2 separate regions of the Homo sapiens genome follow, and region 2 is linked to region 1. A link is a loop called in an ENCODE intact Hi-C map of the cell type or tissue named here. Cell type or tissue: MCF 10A. All regions are shown on one strand. Each heading gives the region's core, and the rest is flanking DNA. Links, peaks and the distances in the headings are about the cores only. Region 1 overlaps SLC25A28 (solute carrier family 25 member 28). Region 2 has its middle 46 kb from the start of LINC01475.

Evidence for each region. Hi-C counts contacts between places; a loop is a spot of excess contacts. Peaks named below come from ENCODE experiments on the same cell type or tissue, not always from the same donor. Only the 100,000 strongest peaks of a DNase experiment are listed, where the experiment ranks them.
Region 2: it touches region 1 in a loop (20-fold over the local background); 5 of 110 quality-filtered maps call a loop at or near these places.

What each region holds. Positions count from the first base shown.
Region 1 is chr10:99,610,947-99,613,853 of GRCh38, forward strand. It overlaps SLC25A28 (solute carrier family 25 member 28), which reads right to left. Exons shown (of 4, transcript NM_031212.4): 2 at 2,750-2,907; 3 at 1,597-1,653; 4 at 1-420. Among named protein-coding and RNA genes, the nearest start is that of SLC25A28, 8.0 kb to the right of the region's middle. In MCF 10A, for the core only: a CTCF peak has its summit at 1,456 (motif pointing left); a DNase peak (open chromatin) is centred at 1,455.
Region 2 is chr10:99,484,093-99,486,999 of GRCh38, forward strand. No RefSeq gene overlaps it. Among named protein-coding and RNA genes, the nearest start is that of LINC01475, 46 kb to the right of the region's middle. In MCF 10A, for the core only: a CTCF peak has its summit at 1,237; no DNase peak of the experiment used is centred there.

The DNA.
Region 1 (2,907 bases), core at 318-2,817:
TTACTCTGGCCTGCACCCCTCGGAAATAGGCGGTCACCCCACCTACTTGATATACCGTCCTGAAGGCACTAGCCATGCCTGTGATATGTCCTGTAATGTGTGAGTTCAAAGCCAAGGACTCCTGGGTGTTGAGCAGTGTTTTGCAAACGTCCAGTGGGGTTGTGGCTGCGGCAGCTACAGCTCCTGCGCAAGCTCCAGAGAGGACGTGGGAGCTTGGGTTGTACCGTCTCTGGGGGTTAAAGTGCTCCTGCAGGAATTCATAGGTCATGAAGTGAATGGCTTGGAAAGGAACGTTCATGGTCAGCTGGGTGGTGTAGCTGCGGTAAAAGGCCCCGGCCCCTTCATTTTGCCACACTGCCCGTACACAGTCTGTCACCCGGTGGTATGGTGAGTTGTACATCTGCATCCTCTGCTTGACCACTAGTAGTGCCATCAACGAGGAAGGAAATGGTGACAGCAGCCAACCGGTGATGGAGAGTATCCAGATTCAGAGCCCCAAGTCAGCAGATCAGCCAATGGAATAGAGAGAGAAAAAAGTATGAGTGAGCTGCTGGCTAACCTGAGAAGTCAGCTTCCCTTTTTTGAGGGGAAGGAGTAAGCAGAGGGTTGGTAACGAGTCAAAAAACAATAAACCCACTTCCATCAGGACTTCTGTAAAGCCAGCCAGTTCGCACACAGGACATATCTACAGTTTGGGAGCTTCAGAGAGTCTTCTTGAACTAAGTACCTATCTCTGATCTTACCCTCTAACAATTCCCAACAAGAAATGACTCCATGATAGTGATCATCACGAACACAGGCCCCTAACAATCCCAATCCTCGCATACAAAGAGCACCTAACTTTTAAAATGTGAGATGGTGATCCTCCTAGAGGGGAGGAGACAGAAGTTCTACCAAAGAAAAGATTCTTAGCCAAAAAGAGTTGGCTTTAGTCTTCAAACACCTCCCACTCCCTCAAGTAGATAACATGGTGTGAGCTCTGTGGAGCTTCAGCTTAGCTTTGGCTCTTTCCACCCCATGGCCTTGCCCAGACAGAAAATGAACGTGGCAACAATGCTATCCCTTCATATTTGCTCATCCTCACATGGAGAATGTTTTTGGAGAATTTTCCTCCGACTGAAAAGCCAAGATCCCAGCAGAAATGCAGGGACTGAGTTCTATGATTTAACCTTTCATTCCTATCCCAACTAGCTTCATTCCAATAAGAAAGGCAATATATTTAAGTGTCAATTCCTGCAAATCATAAGGGGGAAAAAAAAAGTCAGAATCCATCTTCACCTCTTTGAAGAAAAATGAATCTGCTAAACTTTCAGGACAGATCAAATCTACGACAAAGGAGGCTCCCAGGAAAGCCCAAAAACAGGCCACATGGAGACATCTTTTTCTAGGGAAGCCCCAGGGATTAGTAAAATCCCAGTGAATCTGCTTCCTGTCCAAGAGGGTGCCTCGTTAGGTACCAAAAACATGGAGGGAGCACCCTCTAGTGGTAAAACAAGGTAACAGAATTTCCCACCAAAACTGATGTGCTTTCTTCTGCAAACTGTAAAGAAATACAGGTGCAGCTGCCCACAGAGTGATAGGTTGAGGAATCATTACCTTCCGCAGGGTTCATGGCTGCATCATGAAGTAATGTTGCCACACACCCGGCCGCACCTGCAAACAAGAAAACAACTGCCACATGTAAGGCCAAGAGAGCTGACCAACTCATTGAGGTCCCCCAGTGAAGGGGAGTGGCTGTGCTACACTACAGCGGGGAAAAGTAACGTTAAGAGCTAGTCCAAAAGATGGGGACCCACTGCTCCTAAACTCCTGTTTAAGAAGGTAAAGTATCTGTTCCCACCAACTTTGTAAGGTCACTAATGTATTCCACATCCATGATAGGAAGGCCAGCTCAAGTCTTATCAATAAAGATCATTCTGAGAATAAATGCAGCTCACACCCCAGACAGGAAGCAGATACACTGCTGCCTAGGGATGCCAGCACATCACCTGCCACCAGTGGAGGGAGATACGGGGGCCAGGTGGTCAGATCTCACAGAACCTCACCACAGAATCCCACCTCAGTCCTGCCGCAGAACCCATTTGCAGAGCCTAACATTTGTCTACAAAGATCTTTCGTTCAGGTCCTGAACTACTCTACCCCTCATCCTCTCCACACTCAACTTGGTTTCCAGCCGGTCCTAAAGCCCTAGGCTGCTATCCTTTCTCTTACTTCCACACAACCTTCTGGTTTCTTCATGCAGTTCCTTGGCCCCACCCCCATTCATTTTGTCATGAGGCTTTGTCATGTTCTCAACACAAACTGCCTCTGGTGAGTTGGGATCCTGAAAAGGTGAGGCAAAAAGCAGGGGCTTCATTAGTATCTTCCTTGGGTGGCTGGCTGGGTCGCCTCCAATCCTGCCCTAAGGAGCAGGACACCACCCAACTGTCAAACATAGACTGGGGGTAGTTCAGTGTGTCTCCACATTACCAGGGCATTAGAAGTTGATGCCAGGGAGATGAGAGGAACAAGTCAAGCTGGTAGGTAAGGGAGGATACTGTAACCCTTTGTTGAGGTGCCCCAAAGGAAAAGGCAGGGTTGAAGCGGCCCGTTGTCTGAGAACATCAGGTTTGGAAGTCCCTCCCTTATAATCTGGCCTATCCCAGCCCAAAGCTTCAGCTCCAAACCATGCTGAGACTGGAAAGCACTGACAGCAGCAAAGCCCAAAGAGTTGGGAAAGTGGGGGAACCAGCACAGGAAGGCTCAATACCATTGGCAATATGGCTATTGCCCCCAGGGTGGATTACATCACTCAATGTCTTTTTTAACTTTTCGTAGCAGGCAAAATAAAGGGCGTGGGCAGGCCCTGCGCCTGTTGCTGTGACGTTCAGCCCCCTCATGGGCCTCCATAGGCCCTCCGTTCTTATA
Region 2 (2,907 bases), core at 164-2,663, 130 kb before region 1:
AACATTAAAATTACCCATGGAGCTTTTAAAAATACAGATGCCTGGGCCCCACCCCAGAGACTCTGTTTTTATTTGTCTGGTGTGAGGCCTAGGCATCAGTTTTGTTTGTTTTTAGAGACAGAATCTTGCTCTGTTGCTCAGGCTAGAGGGCAGTGGTGCAATTATAGCTCGCTGCAGCCTTGAATTCCTGGTCTTAAACGATCCTCCTGCCACAGCCTCCCAAGTATCTAGGACAACAGGTGCACACCACCATGCCTGGCTAACTTTTTTTTTTTTTTGTAAAGATGGGTCTCACTATGTTGCCCAAGGTGGTCTGAAACTCTGGCCTCAAGCAATCCTCCCATCTTGGCCTCCCAAACTGCTGGGATTAAGGGCATGAGCCACCAGGGCTAACCTAGGCATCAGCATTTTTAAATCTCCCCTGGTGATCCTACTGTGAGCCAGAGCTTATAATCACTAACCCTTCCTGTGCCCCCAGACTACCCCCTTCCTGTTTAACATTCATTCAACAAATATTGCTAAGCCACTATTTTCCAGACTCTGAGCTAATGTGCCGGGTATACTGAGATGGATAAGCCATGGTCCCTGCCCACAGGAAGGTCATAGTCCAGTGGGAAAGACAGACAAGTCCTCTCACAACTGTAATACCTACGATAACGGATACCGGCAGAGATATAACAGTGATATTTCATTCAGTAAATTCGCATTTATTGAGAATTTACAAGCTACAGGCACTAGGAGCGCTACAGTGAGCATGACAGATACAATCCCTGCTTTCATGGAGCTCATGTCCGATGGGATCCAAGTCACACGGGACACAGAAGAGGGGCCCCCAATCCAAATTGGAGTGATCAGAAAGGGTCCCCCTATGGTCCCAGTGCTTCCGTCGAACCTTAAAACCTCCTATCATCCAGGCCCAAGAAGAGAGGACAGCACTCCAGGCAGAAAGCACAGCACAGGCAAAGGCACGAAGGTATGGAAGAAGACGGCACATCCAGAGAACTGGCAACGCCAACTCAGAGAGCGCACCCTGTAAGCCTGGTCCTCGGCGTTTGGCTCACCGCTTCTCCCCGGTGAAGGCAGCTTTTCCCCCTCTGCTTCATCACACACTCCAGAGTCCACACATGCACAGCTCTCTTCCAGTCCATTCCATCATTCCAGAACTCCACAATCTGACATCATTTATGAGGGGGTCTTAGCCCGAGAACCTTCTTCCTCTCTTCTTCCGACTCCAAGACCACTGTCCAGACACACCTGGGCCCCACTTTTCCGCTACCGCCACTAGAAAAGGCCTCCAGGTGGAGCCCTTTCATTCCATTCTTTTGCTATTACACGCCCATTTTACATTTCCTACCTAATTTCCACTCCACTGAATTTCCTTCCCCACAAGCCGCCGGACTGGAACTATCATCATCCTTAATTTGAGGAAAATCACAGGAAGCGTGTTCAATACACAAGCCGGTTGAGTTGCTCACTTTGAGCCTTTTCCTTAATTCAAGAAGCCCATGATCATTCTTAGCTCTCTTTTGGCTTCTTCAGCCCCTGGGAAGCTCCCTGTGCTCCTGCCTGAAAGGCTTCCCCAACTCCACTCACCAGAGGTTGGATGTTCCCTACCCCTCAGGAAAGATTCCGAGTGGAAACTCGGACAATACCTGCTCAAAGAATTCTTCCCCGTATAACTGGACATCTGGGCAGGGAAGAGGATACTTTTTTTTTTTTTTTTTTTTTAGATAAAAAGTCCAGCATGCCAATCTCCACTCCCTGCTTCTGCCCAAGAGAGAGCCAGAAGGGGCAGTTCCTGCAGAAGAGGCAGAGAGAGGCTGCTGTTGAGAAGCAAGCTGCGGATTCCCTTCGGACAACCATGCAAACCTGTTTTAACCATCACAACAATTGTGCCACTTGCTTCCCCTAGCCATTTCCCCTTACCACCTAGGTCCTCTCCATTTTCCAGTTATGCTTAACACCCAGGCTGGAAAATAAGACCCCAGCAGAAGGTAGGGAAGAATTGTTCTCCATGTTCCAAAGAGTGCGGGCCATACTGAAGCCATCTTGGTATCTCGCAGAACACCTAGCAGGGTGCCTCATCTCTTCCAGGCGGATTGCTTTGTAATGGATGCATATATAAAAAAGTTCTATGGATTCTAGCCTATTTGGAGAACAGAAGCTACAGCAGTGCAAGGCCAGTTCCAGGGTTTACCCTAAAGTCCACAGAGATAGTCACTACTTTTCTACTTATTTCCATTTACTACATGTGGGTTGAGAAGGTGATTCAATTTCTCTGTCACACTCTTTTTGTTTTTGAGACAGGCGCTTACTTTGTCATCTAGGTTGCATTGCAGTGGCAAGAACACAGCTCACTGCAGCCTTAAACTCTCAGGCTCAAGTGATCCTCCCACCTTAACCTCCTGAGAAGTAGCTGGGACTATAGGTGCATGCTACCATGCCCAGCTAGTTTTTTTTTATTTCTTGTAGAGATGGGAGTCTCACTATGTTGCCTAGGCTGGTCTCGAATTCCTGGGCTTAAGTAATCCTCCTGCCTTGGACTCCCTAAGTGCTGGGATTATAGGCATGAACCTCTGTCATACATTTATTGAACAAATACTTCCCACTGGTGCTGTGACACAGTGACTGAATGACCGTTGTCATAGGACAAATCAGACATAAGGACTTATCCTACTAATGACCGTAACACCAGTTCTAATGATCTCTTCCTTAGCGTGCTCATCCACTCATTTGGTGACCACCAAACTGCAGGGCAGTTGTAGTGGATTGAAGATAGCCATCCAATTTTTTTGCCACTTCTTCTGTTGTGATGTGGAGTCTAATTTCTCTTTCCTTTGAATCTGGCTGGCATTAGTGACTGGCTTGACCAATAAAATGTTCTGGGACTTTCAAGACTAGATCATA